Regions from separate parts of the Homo sapiens genome. Here region 1 is linked to region 2. A link is a contact called in ENCODE Hi-C data. All regions are on one chromosome and are shown on one strand. The core of a region is the stretch at or near the end of the contact, and the rest is flanking DNA. Distances in the headings are between cores, read along the strand shown. Region 1 holds the start of GASK1B-AS1 (GASK1B antisense RNA 1). Region 2 has its middle 170 kb from the start of LINC02272.

Region 1 (5,116 bases), core at 1,446-3,945, 1.7 Mb before region 2:
TTTTAAAGAGGAAAAAAGGACTGAGTTTAGAGTGCTGAAATAACAGCCCGATTATAATTTTTGTCAATTTACCACTTGGACGTTTATTCTCTCCTTCCCTATATATTCCAACTCCTTGCTCTTTTTGCATTGTAAAATATAGTATTTTTAGGATTATACACCATATGCTAATCTTTTACCCACTCTTCAGTATCACAACTTTCTTTCTCTGTGGGGAGGAAAAATCCCTGTCCCCTTTCTGTCTTCTTGCCTTTTGATTCTATTTGCCATAGTCTAATTGACACCCCAAGGTCATCAGCCCCTGCCTTTGTGCTAGGACACGCAAACCACCCAGGCCAATCCCTAACCTGTTTTTTCAAAAAACCTCCAATCAGAGAGAATCCACGACTTCCTTTTGTGAACTGTTGCACCGTGCAATTGCACACTATAAATGTCTTTCCTTATCTGTGTGTACTCTTATCTCACTGTTCTATTTTTTCTCCTCATTTATATTAACTCTTTCTTACCTTTTTTTCTGAACTTCTAGGCCTTCTCTTTCCAGAACTGGTGGAAGACAAATGAAACGGCCAAGATGGTAAGGTGAGTAGTTCCTGGGAACGCTTGTGCTCTAACCCCAAGTTATGTGGGATGGACACTCGAGGGGTGATGGCATTCCTCATTTTACAAGTTACTTGCTTGGCTGCGGCTGCTCCACCAAGATAGCAAACATTCTCGATCTTTTGAACTTCATGAGACTGACATTTCTGAGTCTGTTTGCGAACAGGACACTAGAGGGCTCCCAGGGGTTAAAAATAAGTGGAAATTTATTTGAATGAAAACTGATTCTCTACGGCATTTCTTTTTTCCGAATTTAAAATTAAAGTTTATTTTGTTAACTATTGTTTTTAAAAGCTTTGTATCTCTTAAAACCATGCAGCAGTCAGTTTCCAAGTTTTGCTTTGCAATCAGTAGTTTTCAAGGGAGCTTTTAAAGCTGAACTGAAATGTTTGAAATGTGGAACACTCTTGACCATGAAATATGTTCTACTTACATGCCTCAGCCTTTAAAAGTTCTTTGCATTAGAGTCAAGGATTACATTCTTCCTGGAGCCAAGCATGGGGCCAGCTGTGTAAGTAAGGTTGCTTACGAGTTTCTTCTTTTTCTTTTTAATAGTGAAAAAACAGAACTAGAGATGCTTTTATTTTCTTTCAGCTGACTTCGGTGGAAAGAAAAGAAATAAAAAGCAGTCAGAGTTGTGTTGTGTTGTGTGTGTGTATGTGTGTGAGAGAGAGAGAAAGAGAGAGAGAGAGAGAAACAGAATAAATGCAACTGCTTCCAAGATATATGGACATTTATGGCTTTGTATTATACTAACAATGTAAGCTAATGGAACATATTATTAATATGAAGTACAATTTGTACCTTTAGACTAAGAGAATATGTTTCTAAATTTTATTGTTAATACTTGCTGCTTGTACTTAGTTAATTCAGGACTTTAAAAAATAAAAATGGTATAGGTATAGAGTATTAAAAAATTATCTATTACTTGTCTTAAGTTCTTTCTGAATTTCAAAAAGGAAAAGCCCAGGTTTGTCACATTTTAACGCTTTTGCTTCAGAGTCAACTTAAATGACTCTAGGTACAAGTTATAAAACACTCTTGGATTTTTGTGGCTTGTTTTCACTACTTTCAAGTGACTATCAAATCTATACATCTATCTCGTTTGCATGCTTTTAAATTTTATTTTTAAAAACATTTAGTGGTGATATTTATGAAAGGAAATGATTACTTTTTTTCTTGACTCTTGTAGAGGAACTTAAATGGTTTGAAATTGTGACTCAGTTAACTCTGTATCCATTCATTCCCAGAAACAAGCCGCATTTCTCCTTGGGGAGACTGATAATTTAAAAGGTTTGTTGTGTCAGAAACATTCCCAGCTTCATCACCAACCCTTTCCTTCCACCTCTGCCCACTGGAGACCACTTATATCCCGAAGCGGACGCGGCAGCTGAAGTCAGGAAACCATGCATCACATTAGCAGGAGCCAACTGCAGACTTTAAACTCCGTTCAACATGTGGATGCGGCAGAGAAATGACCTGTCCAGACAAGCCGGGGCAGCTCATAAACTGGTTCATCTGCTCCCTGTGCGTCCCGCGGGTGCGTAAGCTCTGGAGCAGCCGGCGTCCAAGGACCCGGAGAAACCTTCTGCTGGGCACTGCGTGTGCCATCTACTTGGGCTTCCTGGTGAGCCAGGTGGGGAGGGCCTCTCTCCAGCATGGACAGGCGGCTGAGAAGGGGCCACATCGCAGCCGCGACACCGCCGAGCCATCCTTCCCTGAGATACCCCTGGATGGTACCCTGGCCCCTCCAGAGTCCCAGGGCAATGGGTCCACTCTGCAGCCCAATGTGGTGTACATTACCCTACGCTCCAAGCGCAGCAAGCCGGCCAATATCCGTGGCACCGTGAAGCCCAAGCGCAGGAAAAAGCATGCAGTGGCATCGGCTGCCCCAGGGCAGGAGGCTTTGGTCGGACCATCCCTTCAGCCGCAGGAAGCGGCAAGGGAAGCTGATGCTGTAGCACCTGGGTACGCTCAGGGAGCAAACCTGGTTAAGATTGGAGAGCGACCCTGGAGGTTGGTGCGGGGTCCGGGAGTGCGAGCCGGGGGCCCAGACTTCCTGCAGCCCAGCTCCAGGGAGAGCAACATTAGGATCTACAGCGAGAGCGCCCCCTCCTGGCTGAGCAAAGATGACATCCGAAGAATGCGACTCTTGGCGGACAGCGCAGTGGCAGGGCTCCGGCCTGTGTCCTCTAGGAGCGGAGCCCGTTTGCTGGTGCTGGAGGGGGGCGCACCTGGCGCTGTGCTCCGCTGTGGCCCTAGCCCCTGTGGGCTTCTCAAGCAGCCCTTGGACATGAGTGAGGTGTTTGCCTTCCACCTAGACAGGATCCTGGGGCTCAACAGGACCCTGCCGTCTGTGAGCAGGAAAGCAGAGTTCATCCAAGGTAACAGATTCACATGCTTCGTTATTTGCAGCTGTTGGGGATTCTGGTTCATTTTCTTTTTTCCCTCACTCTCTTTTTCTAAATGATTTTTCTCCACCCACGGTTCACATTTGGACAGCAGCAGCAGCAGCGTGTCTTTCCATGCGCTTGGCATTCTTTATTTTCCCAGCCTGGGAGGATATGAGAGTTCCAGGGAAATGCTGTATTGGACATGCAAGAGTAAGCCCATACTGTATAATCTTTGCTCTCCATTTCCCTCGCTTCACTTCCCAGTGGCTTATTAAATCTAATTAAAGCCAACGGCAATTTGCATGATGAGGAGAGGAAGCTAGGCTGGAGGCAAAGAACTTGCTGACAGTCAGGCATACTATTAAATAGGTTACTATGGGAGGAAGTAGAAGTTTTTAAAAGTAAGGGGGAAGCGGGTTATCGTTCTTGAGCAGATGGAATCTTCTTAAGCCGCGCAGAGCCAGACCATGTTAGGTTTAACCCCCCCTTTTTTTTTCAATGGATTTAACCTCTTTATTTAACAAATAAAAAGAATGAGCAAAAATTGGTGATTTGTTCAGTATGTATACTAACTAGCTGTGTGGTTTTATCAAGCCCCTGACTATGATCTATTGAGTCTGTCTTTCAAGATTCTCCCGTCTTGGGTGACAAACATTTTGGCAGGTTCTAACACATGTAGCCAGTTACTGCAGTTGCCAGCAAAAGGACTGGTCTGCGGTCATGCCCATGCCATATAAAGGATATTCTCTGAATATTAAAGCTATTCCAGGGCTCGAATACAAAGTACAGTGAGTCAGTGGCTTATGTTTGAATGCAGAATGATGCCAGAAGTTACAACTTTGAATCCAGATTGGCCCAAGAGGCTAAAATGTACCCCAAAGAGATTATAAGCTGAAAGGATACTTAACTTTCTCCATGTTACCATGAAATTTAGCATTTCAGTGAGGTTCCCAGGGAGCCTAGAATGGAATGGATTAAAATCCCTGGGAGTGGCTGAGACCCAACTGCATTTCCAATGGCTTTAGCATTATAATTTCATTTTAAAATGGATACCCCTGGAAGTACCAGTGATTTACTTAGAAAAATTGGACATTCCCTACTGATGGTGGTTCTTGTCTAAGTGCTCCAGATTCACAGGTATGCTTTGATGTCTCAAGTTTATAAAGCAGTCCACCACAGTTATGCCAATGTAAGAAACCTTCTCAAACATTTAATCTAATGTTGATAAAAATGAATTTTTATTGGGTGCCCACAATTTGCTAAGGATTATACAAATTGATTCATATGTGTTGGCTCCTAGAATTTTCATAACAATGCTATGAAGTGGGGACTATTATTATTTCCATTTAGTAGATGAGAAAATTGAGGCTTATTGAGACAAAGTAATTGGCCTCAACTCCCACAGCTAGTAGGTGGCTAAGCTGGGTTTTGACTATAGACCCAGCAAACTTCAGAACATAACTTCTTAGCCACTGGACTTAGGTGAATATGTAACTTATTATCCAAACTGGAACCGTGTGGCGTGAAAGGAGATGCTGGTGGGCATTGGGACAACAGGCCCACACTGACTGTTCTGAGCAGAGTAGAGCACAGGATCCCCCTTGTTATGCTGAAATCCCATTCATTTTCATGTCATAAAGGCCCCAGAGAGGAGAAGATGAACTCCTGTGTATATCCTGAGGCAGAGTTCTCTGATATGTCCTTTGAGCTTCCCTTAGACGCTCTTAGACTACTGTATTGGGAGAATGCAGTAGTGGCTAAGAGCCTGGGCCGTGGAGTTGGACTGACTAGGTTTGAACTTACCAATCATACGACTTGGAAATGTTGCCATGTCTCTTTATGCCTCAGTTTCCTCAGCTGTAAAATGACAATACTGCCTACCATATGAGATTGTTGTTAGTTAATACAGGGAAAACACTTAGAACCAGTATTTGCCACAAGATAAACCTTCAATAAATATTGGTTATTATTATTATTATTGTACCAAGCACATGAGGTACCAAGTTCATTGAATTCCTCACATAATCTCCAAGTCTCATGTGTTACTTCGTTACGTGATAGGACTATGACTAAAACTGCTCAATTAAACTTTTGTAATCCCAATCCCTCTTAGATATTTAATTCTT
Region 2 (5,755 bases), core at 2,006-4,505:
ATTTTTCTCTTTTATTAGGAACACAACAGTATAGTTAAGTTGCATGTAATTTTTTTCTCTGAGACTGTTTTTAAAGCATGTTACTGTAAATGAATGCATAAAAGAAGAAAAGATTCAACAAGTTCTTTAAATAGAATATTCAAGTGTGAGTATATCATTATGTGTTAGAAACAAAACACATATTTTTCAAATTATAATATTTTAATATTTCCCCCCTTGACTTGCCTATGTATGTTCAAGTTAACTAGACTTAGGCTACATGCATCAGCCTTTAGAATGTGAGATTTTTAAATTTACATTTATGGAATATATTCTAGCAATATAATTCCAATTTAATTATACAGCAAAAATCTTTACTCTTGGAAAATACTTAATAATGAAAGCCAAAGGTGAAAAAAGCACATCTTCAAACAAAATTTATTGGTTTGCTAATTTCAGTTGATATATAATGGGAGAGCACTTTCTTCTTTGGTAGCAAGTCTTATTTTGATATATTCATTTCTTTTAAATAGGTCAAAATATAGTAGTTAAAATAAGCAATGAAATGAATAATATGAAATTTTTTTCCTATTCTGCTTTTGTTTATATTGAATAAAATATATTGCTATTCAAGAAAACCTGGAACTATTCTGAGTATTGTCTTTGTATTAGGCTCTTATTGCTGCTGCAACAAATGACTACAGATTAGTGACTTAAAACAACACACATTTGTTTATTATCTTAGTGTTCTGGAGGACAGAAACTAAAAAGTGGCTCTCATGGGCTAAAGTTCAGGTGTTGGCAGAGCTGCATTCTTTCTGGAGAATCTAGGGGAAAATCATTTTCTCTCCTTTTCCAGCTTCTGGAAGCCGCCTCATTCGTTAGCTCCTGGCCCCATCCACCATCTTCAAAGCCAGCAGTGTAGCATCTTCCAATTTCTCTCTCTCTAACTCTGCACCCATCATCCCACTATCTAACTATACTGCCTCCCTCTCATAAGTACTCCTGTGAATACACTGGGCCCAGGATAATTATTATTCAGAATGATCTCCCCCTTTCAAGATGCTTTGATCACATTTGCAAAGTACCTTTTGACACATAAGGCAACACACTTGCAGATTCCAGGATTAGGAGATAGACATTTTTCATGGGTTGTTATTCAGTTTACCACATCGATTCTTGATTTTCCTGAAAAATCTAGATACATGAAGATGTAGGGCCTTTATCAAATAATATTATACTTTAAAACTCAAAAAAACAAAATAAATATGATTATAATTTAAAACTATTATTGCATATTTATTTTAAAAAATCTCTAAGTGGAAAAGTGATATATTTTTTACGTAATAGTCATGGGGTCCATAACTTTTCCACTCTTCTCTGATAAAATCCTGATTCTGCTGATGGGAGCTCCCCCTTAGTTTCAATGTTATCCTGGGCAACTCACTTAAAGGCAATTAATCCATTAGAAGGCTTGCAGCTTATAAATTAACTTAAAAATTATTTGTCCAAATTGGGATAGAATAGAATAATATTATTCTTATTTGTTGGAATTTGGGTGGACAAATATGGAGTGAATTAGGTAGCTTGAAACAGAGAGAAGGTTGTCACAAAAATTCAGAACAGCTAATTAAATTTCAATTTTAAATAAACAACATGCAAGTTCATAGTTATGTCCCAAATATTTCATGAGACATACTTACAGTTAAAAATATGTGTTGTTTTATCTGAAGTTCAAATTTAATTGGCTGTCTTGTAATTTTATCTTCTAAATACAAAAACCCTATAGAGATGACAATAGGACTAAGTGGCCATGAACCAGCTGAAGTTATAAGGAAATTTAAAATCGTGAGGAAGCAGAAGCTGTGACAGATAGTACAGTTTGAGGGTAAGCAGAGGTCCTTAGCTTGCTTTTATTAAACAAACAGGAAGATAATTTGCAACGAAACATAAAAACTATAGCTTTTATAAATCTTTCAGAAAAAGTCAAACACTGTGCTAGCATTGGGCAAATGAAAATAGTCAATTCATGTAAAAGATATAAAGATAGCTAACAAACTTGTGAAAATGTGTTCAACTGCTTCCTAATTGAGGAAATGACAAGAGAGTAAGTTTTTTTAAACCAAGTTTTATAAGTCAAGATAAAAAAGATTGACATTGCTCAGAGGTATCAAGAACATGGGACAATTGGGTCTCCATTTTTTGGTAAAAATCTAAATTGTTATAATAATTTTTAGAGGAGTATGTGGTGATATATAGCTAAACATATGAATGAGTAGTTGAAATATGTGACCATAAGTCAGGAAACCTCCTTTTACCTTTCTTGGGGTGATGTTGAACGACTTAGGCACCAGAGCAGCTTGGACTACAGGTGTGAGCCATCATGCCTCACAAAGTTTTAAAATTTTCTGGAAGAGACAAGTTCTCATTTTGTTGCCCCGGCTGGTCTCGAACTCCTGGCCCAAGCGATCTTCCCACCTTGGCCTCTCAAAGTGTTGGGATTACAGGTGTGACCCACTGCACCCAGTCAGGTGTAGTCCCTTAAATCAACTTTTTTTTGTACAATGGAGTCTCACCAGCCATTAATGAGACGAAATCAAAGATTCATCCCCACACAGAATCCCTAGATAGGTAAGGAATTCCTTTCTATATGTCTCAAGTCCATCTTATTTCGATTTTTAACTTTTGTTTCTTTAATACAAGCCGCCAACTTCTAGCTTGTAACTGGTTTTCCAAGAACCACCTTTGTCCACTAAAAATTCCTTTTGCATCCTAAACAGAATAATCTTTCTCAAAGTGCAAATCTGCACCTTAGAATATTCAACACTTTTCCCTCCCTCATCCTTCTCTTGCTTGGAAACATTCATCGGCTTCCTCTTGCTCTTAGGATAAAGACCAAAAAGCAAAGACCGAAATCCTTGACATGACTTATTGACTACCATTTCAGCCTTTTCCACCACATTGTCTTCACCATCTGTTTGATGAGACCTGAACCTCTTCAGTTACTGGAGCTCATGATACTGTCTTCCTGACAGGCTCCAGACTTGATCTCTCTCTGTTCTCTATTTGATTGGTTAGTATTACTCATTGACCATACCCTAGCTCTGCCCTGGCTAACTCAGGAAATTCTTCTCTAGTCATGGGTAAAATTCCCAATTAAATAAGCATTTGTAGCACTGTGGTGTGTTTCTCTTTCTTAGCACTAACCACATTGGAATGTTATGTCTTACTTGCGTGGTTGATTCATGTCTCTCTCACTCACTAGAGACTAAGCTGCATGAGTACGTGAATCATGTCTGGTTTTCTCTCTATTATGGGATCATATTTGAAAAAAGCTCTCTGAATGAAGGAGTAAAACATTGATCTGTTTTCTACACATGATGATGGGCTGGGAGCAATGTAAGTAGGCATGAGGGAATTTCCATCTAAGTTTATGATAGAGGTTTAAGTGTCCCCACATTACCAGTGATTAAAGAAGAGAGAAGCAAAGTGTCAGGTTAATATCACCTTTTTCTTAACCTTTATCTGGCCCCATTTTAATGAGGTCTTTCCAAGCCATTTTCATGACTTATGCACCATGGTTAAAGTTACCCTTTTTCAGATGAGTTGTACCCAATGTGGGAGAAGACAAAGTGGGATACTTGGTGCCAAGTTTAAACTGATTTGGGTGAGACTATAGTTCCATAGTCTATGTTAACTTTCGGCCTAGAACGCTTTGCAAATTCAGCATAAAATAGCTATACCAAGCATGTTTGGAGTTTTCTTGAGCCATGTACTGGTGCGATATAATCTATTAGTTTGATGAAATAAATGGAAATAACTTTTAAAGGGAAAATGCTTTTTATAAGTATGGCTATCTGTCAACTTCGTTGTTTTTCCTTATAACTCTCTCTGAATATAAGAGAGCAGTACCGATTGTATATTTTCTCTCACTATCTTCCCAAGACTAGCAATCTAATTCAATTCACTGAGGTTGAGTCCACTAGAAATTTTGTTTGTTGTCTTCATGCTTTTATTCTAAAGATAATTTAAAAATTACAAAACAGATCTGGAAAATGTCTAATGATGTAGTTTGCTGAGTATAAAGAAGTATTAAATTAGGCTAAAAGTCAGGAGCTTTCATTATGTATTCAACATACTGAATATGATATGGTGTTTGGTATCTGCTGCCAGAGTATTGCTTCTAGACAGGCTAATCTGTACTCCAAGAATGACACCCTGTGGCTGAATAGATCAATAGCAGAAAGCTCATTTATCATTCTCTTCTTTGTCTTTTAAAAAAATAGTCATTGCAAAATGGGATTTATATACAATTCACTTTAATAAAAAATTATTTTATGACAAAGCCCCTTAAATGTTTAAAATGGATTGAAAAGGGCTAGCATGAATAAAGAAAACATTTCAATATTTATTGCTCAATGTATGTGCTATATATGAGCTATGTCAACATATATCATTAACACATAGCAATAATTTGTTACACAAGTAGGTAGGGATTTTTCTCTTAAAAATAGTTCATAACATTTCATTGTGTTTAAAACTTGAGGAGTGTATTCATTTCTGTTGTTTTAACTGGAGCCTCAAGGCAACACTGAATAATCTCTAATAGCTATGTTAATATTTCTATGTTTTACAATTATAGAAATGCAAGGTAAATGAGGGTTAAAAGAATTTTCGTTTTCTTTCTTTTTCTTTTTGAGACAGAGTCTCGCTCTGTCGCCCAGGCTGGGGCGCAGTGGTGCAATCTCGGGTCACTGCAACCTCTGCCTCCAGGGTTCAAGGGATTCTCCTGCCTCAGCCTCCTGAGTAGCTGGGACTACAGGCGCGTGTCACCACACCTGTCTAATTTTTTGTATTTTTAGTACAGACGGAGTTTCACCGTGTTAGCCAGGATGGTCTCAATCTCCTGACCTCATGATCCGCCTGCCTCAGCCTCCCAAAGTACTGGAATTATAGGTGTGAGCCACCGCGCCCAGCTCAAATTGCTTTTGATTCTGAGTAATTTACTTATAGCTTGAATGTATACTTATAAGTTAATACTATAACAAAGCAGAGTAAGATTTTTTATTACAAATGGATATAATGTAGTTTAGCCATGTTATAAACGTGATGCAGAAAAACACAGTAATATAACAATAAAATATACAATTATATAAACACATTTTAATACATTAAACTAGAAAGAAGAAAATTTCTTATTTAAAAAATCATTCTTTATTATCCCTGCATTTAATGCCTCATGATATTCCTATCACTGCATTCCTTTTACTTTATTATTTTTCATTTTTCTTCCATTTTTATTTTAAGTTCCCAGGTACATGTGCAGGATGTGCAGGTTTGTTACATAGGTAAACAGATGCCATGGTGGTTTGCTACACAGGTCAACCCATCACCTAGGTATTAAGCCCAACATCCATTAGCTCTTCTCCCTGATGCTCTCCCTCCCTCTACCTCCCCATCTCAGGCCCCAGTGTGTGTTGTTCCCCACCATGTCTCCATGTGTTCTCATTGTTCAGCTGCCACTTATAAGTGAGAACATGAGGTCCTTGTTTTTCTGTTCCTGCATTAGTTTGCTGAGGATAATGGCTTCCTTCTAATTTGATCTTAAAAACCCCACATTTTCTTGTGGGCCCTGAGTGTTTGGGTCAGGGGGAAGCAGCCTCTTGTAGAAGCATGTCTATATAACTTATGCTTTGCTGTCCCTGATCTGCTACTTATTTGGAGTAGCTTGGAGGGTAAGGAGGGATATGAGTCTGAGCTGGGAGCAGCAGAGATC

The links. Hi-C counts contacts between places; a loop is a spot of excess contacts on that map. Pooled maps may share reads with other maps.
Region 1: a loop to region 2 is called in a map of A673, with 7 times the contacts of the local background. The contact joins the promoter of GASK1B-AS1 here to the enhancer-like site in region 2. A Hi-C loop is called at or near these places in 3 of 168 maps with a recorded cell type or tissue (A673, MCF 10A and endothelial cell of umbilical vein) and 3 of 50 pooled maps.

The regions. Positions count from the first base shown.
Region 1 is chr4:158,168,331-158,173,446 of GRCh38, reverse strand. It overlaps GASK1B-AS1 (GASK1B antisense RNA 1), which reads right to left and starts at 2,695. Exons shown (of 5, transcript NR_147410.1): 1 at 1,967-2,695. GASK1B (golgi associated kinase 1B) reads left to right here and starts at 422. Exons shown (of 5, transcript NM_001128424.2): 1 at 422-579; 2 at 1,848-2,981. The coding sequence starts at 2,072. RefSeq lists enhancers at 1,046-2,245, 2,419-2,939.
Region 2 is chr4:156,473,916-156,479,670 of GRCh38, reverse strand. No RefSeq gene overlaps it. Among named protein-coding and RNA genes, the nearest start is that of LINC02272, 170 kb to the left of the region's middle. Within about 2 kb of position 3,255, at least 3 of the 41 ENCODE cell types and tissues checked have a DNase peak (open chromatin) inside an H3K27ac peak, as active enhancers do; they include A673, where a contact is called at or near this core.